Regions from separate parts of the Homo sapiens genome. Here region 1 is linked to region 2. Evidence: chromatin contacts called from ENCODE Hi-C or POLR2A ChIA-PET data. All regions are on one chromosome and are shown on one strand. Each heading gives the region's core, a stretch centred on a gene start or an enhancer-like site at or near the end of the contact. The rest is flanking DNA. Distances are from core to core; before and after follow the strand shown.

The links. Hi-C counts contacts between places; a loop is a spot of excess contacts on that map. ChIA-PET counts read pairs that join two places held with the same protein, here RNA polymerase II (POLR2A). Pooled maps may share reads with other maps.
Region 1: a loop to region 2 is called in a map with no recorded cell type, with 4 times the contacts of the local background. The contact joins two enhancer-like sites. A Hi-C loop is called at or near these places in 6 of 168 maps with a recorded cell type or tissue (B cell, CD4-positive, alpha-beta memory T cell, CD8-positive, alpha-beta T cell and 3 more), 22 of 37 single-sample maps with no recorded cell type and 13 of 50 pooled maps. POLR2A ChIA-PET finds 5 or more read pairs at or near these places in 3 of 52 experiments (AG04450, OCI-LY7 and activated CD4-positive, alpha-beta T cell).

What each region holds. Positions count from the first base shown.
Region 1 is chr1:50,871,810-50,876,848 of GRCh38, reverse strand. The region is part of intron 1 of FAF1 (Fas associated factor 1); the gene reads left to right. Among named protein-coding and RNA genes, the nearest start is that of FAF1, 86 kb to the left of the region's middle. RefSeq lists an enhancer at 2,898-3,192. Within about 2 kb of position 3,293, at least 3 of the 41 ENCODE cell types and tissues checked have a DNase peak (open chromatin) inside an H3K27ac peak, as active enhancers do; they include OCI-LY7, where a contact is called at or near this core.
Region 2 is chr1:50,914,439-50,919,549 of GRCh38, reverse strand. The region is part of intron 1 of FAF1 (Fas associated factor 1); the gene reads left to right. Among named protein-coding and RNA genes, the nearest start is that of FAF1, 43 kb to the left of the region's middle. Within about 2 kb of position 2,254, at least 3 of the 41 ENCODE cell types and tissues checked have a DNase peak (open chromatin) inside an H3K27ac peak, as active enhancers do; they include OCI-LY7, where a contact is called at or near this core.

The DNA.
Region 1 (5,039 bases), core at 2,044-4,543, 44 kb after region 2:
ACTTTGGGAGGCCGAGGTGGGCGGACCACCTGAGGTCAGGAGTTCAAGACCAGCCTGGCCAACATGGCAAAACCCCATCTCTACTAAAAATACAAACATTAGCCAGGTGTGGTGGTGCTCCTGTAATCCCAGCTACTCAGGAGGCCGAGGTAGGAGAATCACTTGAACCTGGGAGGCGGAGGTTGCTGTGAGCTGAGATTGCGCCACTGCACTCCAGCCTGGGTGACAGAGTGAGACTCCATCTCAAAACAAAACAAAACAAAAAAACAAATGTTTTAGCTTTGGCCATTGGGAGTTCAGTTAGCTTTATATCCCTTTGACGTATTCGTTTGTCGTATCCCCATCATTAGTGTACGTGTGTATGTATGTGTGGTGTTTACATTTGAACACTTACTTGCATTCTGGCACTACAAGGTGTTCCAGGTTCGTCTTGTATATTGCCTTCCTAATATCAGTCCTAGAATTAGCCATTTCTACAAGGAACACTGGTTCCTTTTATTGAACAGTGGTATTAGAAAATAAGATCTGGGTACTAGGTATTCTTGATTTGACCTACTTTTACTTTCCAGAACGTACCTTAATTTCATACATCTGTGTCTTTGGCCATAATGTTTTCTCTGTATGGAATGTTCTCCACCTTTTATTTGCCTGACGTACTCCATTTCATCTTGAGAAGCACGAAGCCTGCTCAAGTACTGTGTCCTCTGGAATGCATACCTTTATTTTCTGTAGGTCATTTACTGTCTCTTTTTAGTCGTTTTACACATTTTACATACTATTATAGCACATATCCTACTATAGTATTGTTTACATGCTTTTGTCCTCTTAGACAGTGAGCTGCTTCAGGGCAATAGTTGGAGCATTCTTATTTGTTAAAACACAAAAACACACATACGAAATTAAACCAGTTGTCTTTTTGAGGAAAAGGATGGTAGTGATAGTTAAAGGAGGATTTGAATGACTGGTTTTATCAAAACTAGAGTCTGGGGAGTTGGGGAGGTATTGGTCAAAGGATACAAAATTTCAGTTAGGGGGGTAAGTTCATGAGCTGTATTGTATAACATGATGACAGTACTTAATAAGAATGTATGTATTAGAGGCTGGGTGCAGTGGCCCACACCTGTAATCCCAGCACTTTGGAAGGCCGAGGGGGGTGGATCACAAGATCAGGAGTTCGAGACCAGCCTGACCAACATGGTGAAATCCCGTCTCTATTAAAAATACAAAAATTAGTTGGGCATGGTGGCAAGTGCCTGTAATCTCAGCTGCTTGGGAGGCTGAGACAGGAGAATTGCTTGAACCTGGGAGAGGGAGGTTGCAGTGAGCTGAGACTGTGCCACTGCACTCCAGCCTGGGCAACAGAGTAAGACCCTGTCTCAGAAAAAAAAGAAAAAAAGAATATATGTATCATATTTTTGAAAGTTGGGTAGAGAGTTGATTGTAGGTGTTCTCACCAAAAAAATGCTAAAATATGTAGGGTAATACATATGTTAGCCCCATTTAGCCATTCTACAATGTATACATATTTCAAAACATTATATTGTACGTGATAAATATATTCAATTTTTGTTAATTAAAATATATAAATAAAACAACAAACCCCCAAAATCTACAGTCTGAAAATAAATAAAATGAAATAAATAAGAAATAAATGAGTATAGGGACAGCTGGAAACCATTACTTTTGTAACAAAACAATAGATTCAGATTGGTATGATTTATAGAATACTTTGAAAAACAAAAAAATTCAGTATTCTTTAATATGAATTCATATATAATGTAAAAATATAAAAAACATGGTGGTATAACTTTCTCACACTTCTGGGAAGGGAAGAAGGAAAAGAAATGAGATACCAACTTGGGCAACATGGCAAAACCCTGTCTCTACAAAAACAGAAAACGAAAAACAAAGATTAGCTGGGCATGGTGGTCCATGGCTGTAGTCTCAGCTACATTACAGGCTGAGACAGGAGAACTGCTTGAGCTCGGGAGGTTGAGGCTGCAGTGACCTGTGACTGCACCACTGCACTCCAGCCCAGGTGACAGAGTGAGACCCTGTCTCCAAAAAAAAAAAAAAAAAAAAAAAAAAAAGAAAGAAAAGAAAATAAGATGGAGAAGGGATGGAGACTTAAATCATCTATAAACATTTCTGACTTTTTTAGAAAGTGGGTTTGAAATATATAGGGCAGTTGGCTGTGCATGGTGGCTAATGCCAGTAATCCTTGTGCATTGGGAGACTGAGGCAGGTGGATTGTATGAGACCAGTACCTCAAGACCAGCCTAGGTAATAGTGAGACTCCATTTCTACGAAAAGTAAAGAAATTAGCTGGGTTTGGTGGTGCTCGCCTGTAGTCCTAGCTACTTGGGAGCTGAGGTGGGAGGATCACTTGAGTTTAGGAGTTCAGTATTATAGTGAGCTGTGATCACACTACTATACTCTAGGCTAGGTGACAGAGTGAGACTCTGTCTCAAAACAATAAATTAAAAACATATAGCAAATATTAAAATTATGAAGTGTTGATGGAGGGTATACCAGGGTATGGGATGGTTTTATTTTTATGTTTAAGAAATTAGTTTTAAGACAGAATGAAGAAAATAATAAACAATAGACTTTCAAATGGTCTGGTAGACTGAAGACCCTCTTTAATACTAAATAAAATCAGCCAGTAGAATAAAGTATTAACAACAAAAATACTAAATATGGTCAAGCTAGAAAGCAAAAATAGACAATTGTCAGGTACTAGAACCAAAAAGGGAAATCAGTGTCATTGCAATGGTTTTATCAGAACCTCCCAGACTAAGCCCCAAATTTTGGGTCTCACATACCCTGCATCATTTCTACAGTTGCTTTCAGCAACTGGCCCTCTCAACTGGATGTAGATACTAGGGGCTGAAGACTGGTCTTATGCCTGGAGATGAGATATAAGACCTCTGTTCTCTAGCAATGATGCAGGGTATGCGAGACCCAAGATTTGCTTAGCCTGGGAGGTTTCTTGGCTTTGCACAGAAAAGAATTCAAGAATGAGTCAGCAGTGAAACACAGCAACTTTATTAAACTCACACTGCCACCTTGCGGAGCAGGGCTAACCTATAGGCAGTGTGCCGAGAGCCCTTGTGGGCTGTTGGTTAATAATTTACACCCACTTTTAATTACATGCAAATTAAGGCACAGGTTTTTCAGAAATCCCTAGAAAAGGAGTGGTAACTTCTGAGTTGTGGCATTTGTAAAGTATCATGGTGTTGGTCGGAGTATCTTATGCTAATGAACAATGAGTGTCACTAGAGGTTGCTTTTGGCGCCATCTGCAGGTTCTGGCCATTTTCTTAAGTTTGTCTTGCCCAGATGGGGAAGTAAGTCCTGCTGGTGTCTTGTCATACAAGGAAGGAGCTATAAAAGCCTGGCGTGTACATTTCAAATAATGTCTAGTAAAATTTTCGTGAAGATTCAGGGAAGCAGTAAAAAAGGTGACCATTTACCCAGGGCCATAGGGGAAAAAGGCATCGTTAGCCTCAAAAAGTGAGAACTATTTTAGGCTCAGTTCCCGACCAATGCGGTAAAGTAGATATCTGAATAAAGTGAGTCACTAATTTTTTGGTTTCCCAGTGCATATAAGTTATATTTACACTATTATGTAGCCCATTAAGTGTGCAGTAGCATTATGTCTTAAAAAGAAAAGCATGTACCTTAATTTTAAAACACTTTATTGTTAAAAAAAATGCTAATTATCACCTGAGCCTTCAGCAAGTATTAATCTTTTTGCTGGTGAAGGGTCTTGCCTCAACGTTGATAGGTGCTGACTGATCAGGATAGTGGTTGCTGAAAGTTGGGGTGGCTCTAGCAATTTCTTAAAATAAGACAACAATTACATTTGCTGCATTGGTTGGCCTTCTTTCATGAGAGGTTTCTGTGTAGCATGCAGTGCTGTTTGATAGCAATTTTTTTTTTTTTTCCAGACGGAGTTTCGCTGTTGTTGCCCAGGCTGGAGTGCAGTGGCGCAATCTCGGCTCACTGCAACTCCGCCTCCCAGGTTCAAGCGATTCTCCTGCCTCAGCCTCCTGAGTAGCTGGGATTACAGGCACCCACCACCACACCCAGCTACTTTTTTTTGTATTTTTAGTAGAGATAGGGTTTCACCATGTTGGGCAGCCTGGTCTCGAACTCCTGACCTCAGGTGTTCTGCCTGCCTCGGCCTCCCAAAGTGCTGGGATTATAGGCATGAGCCACCGCGCCCAGCCTGTTTGATAGCATTTTACACAAACTAGAGCTTCTTTCAAAATTGGAGTCAATCCTCTCAAACCCTACTGCTGCTTTATCAGTTAAGGTTATGTCATAGTCTAAATCCTTTGTTTACATTTCAACAGTGTTCACAGCATCTACATCAGGAGTAGATTTTCATCTCAAGAAACCACTTTTTTTGCTCATCCATAAGAAGCAACTTCGTATCTATTCAGGTTTTATCATAAGATTGCAGCAATTCATGCATATCTTCACACTCCACTTCTAATTCTAGTTATCTTGCTGTCTTCACCATATCTGCAGTTCCTCTGCTGAAGTCTTGAATCCCTCAAAATTATCCATAAGGGTGAGAATCAACTTCTCCCAAACTCTTGTTGATGTTGATATTTTGACCTCTTCCCATGAATTATGAATGGCATCTAGAATGGTGAATCCTTTCCAGAAAGTTTTCAGTGTACTTTGCCCAGATCCATAAGAGGAATCACTATCTACAGCAGCTATTATAGCTTTATGAAATGTATTTTCTTTTTCTTTTTTTTTTTTTTTTTTGAGATGGAGTCTGGCTCTGTTGCCCAGGCTGGAGTGCAGTGGCGCAATCTCGGCTCACTGCAACCTCCGCCTCCCGGGTTCATGCCATTCTCCTGCCTCAGCCTCCCGAGTAGCTGGGACTACAGGCGCCCGCCACTATGCCCGGCTAATTTTTTGTATTTTTGGTAGAGACGGGGTTTCACCGTGTTAGCCAGGATGGTCTCGATCTCCTGACCTCGTGATCCGCCCGCCTCGTTTTTCTAAATAACAAGACTT
Region 2 (5,111 bases), core at 1,005-3,504:
TGCCACTGCACTCCAGCCTGGACAACAGAGCGAGACTCTGTCTCAAAAAAAAAAAAAAAATTCTTCTATTTACCCCCCGGCAGCCTTTATTTTATTCTTTTCATGTATTTTACTTATACGTGTTATATAGCTTATAATTCATTCTGTGATTTTTGCTTAGAATTGTTTTTTAAAGAATATAAGAAATAATAAAAAAAGTCTTACATTTACTATTTCTGATGCTCTTTGTGTAGATTAGCAGTTCCATCTAGTATCATTTCCCTCCAGCATGAAAACCGTTACTGTTTTTTATATGCAGATCTGTTGGTGAGAAATTCTCTCAGCTTTTGTTTATCTGGAAATTTATTTGTTTTGATTTTTCATTATTTGCATGTTTTTCATTTAGGAGTTAGAATTAGTGGTAAACCTATCTGTTGGGTATTTAAAAACATTTTGTTAAAGAGTATAAAACAAAATTATTAAGGAAATAACATTCCTGACACTTCATAATTTTTTTATTCTGCCTTTATTGATGAGTAAAAGTTCATTTATTTTGTTCCTTATAATTAAAAAGTTTTGGTTTATGTGAAATTTACATTCAGTGACATGAAGAAATGCTCATCATCACTGGCCATCAGAGAAATGCAAATCAAAACCACTATGAGATATCATCTCACACCAGTTAGAATGGCAATCATTAAAAAGTCAGGAAACAACAGGTGCTGGAGAGGATGTGGAGAAATAGGAACACTTTTACACTGTTGGTGGGACTGTAAACTAGTTCAACCATTGTGGAAGTCAGTGTGGCGATTCCTCAGGGATCTAGAACTAGAAATACCATTTGACCCAGCCATCCCATTACTGGGTATATACCCAAAGGACTATAAATCATGCTGCTATAAAGACACATGCACACGTATGTTTATTGCGGCACTATTCACAATAGCAAAGACTTGGAACCAACCCAAATGTCCAACAATGATAGACTGGATTAAGAAAATGTGGCACATATACACCATGGAATACTATGCAGCCATAAAAAATGATGAGTTCATGTCCTTTGTAGGGACATGGATGAAATTGGAAACCATCATTCTCAGTAAACTATCGCAAGAACAAAAAACCAAACACCGCATATTCTCACTCATAGGTGGGAATTGAACAATGAGATCACATGGACACAGGAAGGGGAATATCACACTCTGGGGACTGTGGTGGGGTCGGGGGAGGGGGGAGGGATAGCATTGGGAGATATACCTAATGCTAGATGACACGTTAGTGGGTGCAGCACACCAGCATGGCACATGTATACATATGTAACTAACCTGCACAATGTGCACATGTACCCTAAAACTTAGAGTATAATTAAAAAAAAAAAATTAAAAAAAAAAAAAAAGAAATTTACATTCAGTGAAATGTACTCTTTGTAAGTGGACAATTTGATGAGTTTTAATAATTATATAGGCAGGGTGTGGTGGCCCACTCCTGTAATCCTAGCACTTTGGGAGGCTGAGGTGGGCAGATCACTTGAGGCCAGAAAGGTTTCTTCATAGTCTCAATCATTCTTAATGTCCTGTGTGAAACCATAGGTCTGATTTCTATTATTGTAGATTACGTTTGCCTGTTATTGGACTTCATGTAAATGAAGTCATACAGCATGCACTGTTTTGAGTATGGCTTTTTTCTCTCAGCTTAATGCCTCTGAGGTTCATCAGATAAATGTATTGCGAACATTTTCTCCCAGTGTGTGACTTACCTTTTTATTTCACCTTAGATTCTGGTGTTTAGTCTGAGGTCTTAACCCTGGCTGGTCCTGATGTGTAATTTTGTTTTGTAAAACTGCCAAAAACTATGTTGGTTTTCTTTCTTTTCCTTTCCTTTCCTTTCCTTTCCTTTCCTTTCCTTTCCTTTCCTTTCCTTTCCTTTCCTTTCCTTTCCTTTCCTTTTTCCTTTCCCTTTTCCTTTCCTTTTTCCTTTCTTTTCCTTTCCTTTTTCCTTTCCTTGGCTTCTAACTAAATTAAGCTTTTTAGTTATCTGACTCAATGAATACATTAATACATTGAATTTAGCAAATGTTGCTTGGCAAAAAATCTGGCATTATGTTTGAGGCCCTCTGATTGCTGCAAAAATCTCTGCTGGTTTCTATTTTTATTTGTTGGTTCTGTTGATGCAAAGCCTGTATTTTCAAGTTCTTGCTCGGAATTAAAAAGTCCCTAGCAGAAGTCAGCTTCCTCTTTAAGTTCTCTCGATTTCAGGATCTTATACCATCTTGTTCTTGTTGCCTCTGTGAAGAAGCTTTTCTGAGCCTGCAAATAGATGATTGCAGTGTATCTTTCAGCTTTTCAATTTGTTCTCAGCAAGAGTTAGTCTTCTGCAAGCTACTCTAGCCCATCTGGAACCAAAACCTTTTGAATGCATTGATGAGAATACTTTTTAAAAATAGTTTGGATTTTAAGTTTTGCTGTTTACCCAAGCATAAGCCATCATCTTTCACTGTTCTTTCTTCCTCCTTTCCTTGTCTTTTTTGATAGCTGATTCTCTTAGGGTGATAGATTCGGGACATTGTAGTTATCACGATTCATCTGGCAGAAACTTTCTCTCATTGCCAGTTACCTAGGACTTGGCTAATTAAAAATTAAAACTACAGCTTGGTTCATTTCTCCTTATCTTTAATTTCCTTTGATCTATCTGCTTTTTATTTCTGTCTTTTGCTTCTAATCCATGAATGGATAGGATAGATACTGTCTTTACTTACTTATTGACATTAATTCTGTCCTTTGCTAATAATTACTATTCTCAGCAGCATTTGATTATTAAAACTTCATTTCTATGTTTCCCTAAGTCTTCTAGGAGAAGTAATATGAAGGCTTCCATTCTCTTTCCAATCTATGATTTGTTAGTGCTCCTCTCCTTTCATTTGTCAAGACCTTTGCAACCTGTCAGGGAGTATGTCATATGGGAAATTATTATGCTGTGAACAGTTTGAAGATCTTTGTTTCTACGTTTAGAGAGGTTCATTTTACATTGAGGCTCCTGAGGAAGTGGGGCTCTAGAACTCTGAGAAAGCACTTTCAACTTGTCCATTAGGAGGAGGGTAGTGCCACAAGAAAGAGGCATCATTATTATGAAATCGAGGTGTTTGTATGTGAAGATAAGTCCTAAAGGGAATGGTAATGCTTATGGTTAAAAGCCCAGGTATTGGGGTCAGGTAGCCTTGGATTCCTTTCCTGTCTTTACCACAAAATTAGCTGTGTGACTGAATAATTTACTTAATCCTGTGTCATTTCCTCATCTAGAAGATGGGAATAATAAGTTACAGAATGTTATCAAGACTGAATAATATCAACAGTAAATAGTAAGTATAAGAATTAGCATGGTGCCTGTCCTGCATTCTACCCTTCCTCCTACGACCCCCTTTTGTTTGTTTTTGTCTGTCTTTCATGTGCTAGGCTTTCCTCAAATGTCTGGTGCTTTTATTATCTATTCACATTTAAGAGTATGTACTGAAAAATTACTTAGAAGCTCAGAGGACATGGGCTGGAATTATCAAACAGAGGGCTGTATTATCTCTTAAGGTTATTGTTTGATTCGCTTTTTTCTTTGGGAACATCCAAGTGTCAGTGTATGAAGTTATTTTCAGCTTTAGGGGAAAAAAAAAGGATTTTTAAAGGTTCCTGCTTGTCCACTAGTGTTCTAGAGTTGGATGGGAATAGGGACTGTGGATCTCACCTTTCAGAATGCTGACTTAGCCTTATTTTCAGTCCAACAGTTCACTCTTATCCTCCTATGGGACTAATTTTCATGAGCCTGAAATATTTATTTCAACATCTCTAGAATACATACCTTTTTTCTCGTAAGAAGGTTAAGAGGAAGGTTAGTTGCTTCACTGTGTGAAGATGGAATTTGGGAACTGGGAGGTTCCTTGTGGATTAAAAAAAAAAAATCTCCTATTTTCAGCCCCCTGCCTTACCTCTGCCTCCTGAGGTACCTGGTACATACCATTCCTGAGCCTTTCTTCAGGGCAAATCAGCTTATTTACCAGACATCATCTCTGTAAACAGTTAGGTTTTATCTTCTACTCGTCTAAGTGGTTGACTATTTTTAACTGCATCCTAACATGGTTCAGGGATATAGATATCTTCTATTGAATGAAAGATGGAGTTTGTTTTTCAGTAAGTTGTTCTTTTTTTTTTTTTTTTTGAGATGGAGTTTCGCTCTTGTTGCCCAGGCTGGAGTGCAATGGCGTGATCTTGGCTCACTGCAACCTCCGCCTCCCAGGTTCAAGCGATTCTCGTGCCTCAGCCTCCCAAGTAGCCGGGATTACAGGCATGTACCACCGTGGCCAGCTGATTTTGTATTTTCAGTAGAGACAGGATTTCTCCATGTTGATCAAGCTGGTCTCAAACTCCTGACCTCAGGTGATCTGTCCGCCTCAGCCTTCCAAAGTGCTAGGATTACAGGCATGAGCCACCATGCCCAGCTGTTCTTGTTTTTAAGTGATGAAAAAGAAGAGTAGAAGAGGACAGAAGCATCTTCCTCTGTGAGCCTAAAACCAGAAGTTCAGATGTGTTTTAAAAACTTTGCAATGTGGAGAGCTGATTTGGGAGTTCATAATTTAGGAAGACCAGTTAGGAAACTATTGCAGAAATCCAAGGATAGAGAGAAACATGCTTAGTCTAGGCTGGTGAAAACAAGGATATGAAAAAGGTGGATGCATATATTGATAGTGATTTGTTTGGATCTAGGGAATGAGATGAAAGGGGAGGTCTAGGATGACCATTTGGACATTACTTTGATAGCGAGATAGAAGGGATATGTTAAGTATAGCACATTGTCCCTTCTATTGCTTTTTCAGTTATGTGGGAGGGATCAGAAATAGACAAGAAAGAAGTTGAATAACATTATAAGGCAAATAGTAGAGTAAGACAAAATATAATTAAATGCGCAGTGATTGATACATTTACTCAGAAGATAACAGAATAGGCATAACTGTGTTTTTCAGTAGCCTAAGCATAAAGGCATAAAGTCTGTCATCTTTTGCCTGTTTTATCTGTCACATTCTCAAAATGAAATGTGCTAAGTAAATCAGGGTTTTTGTTTTGATGCACTAACTAGAATAGTTTTGGAAAAGC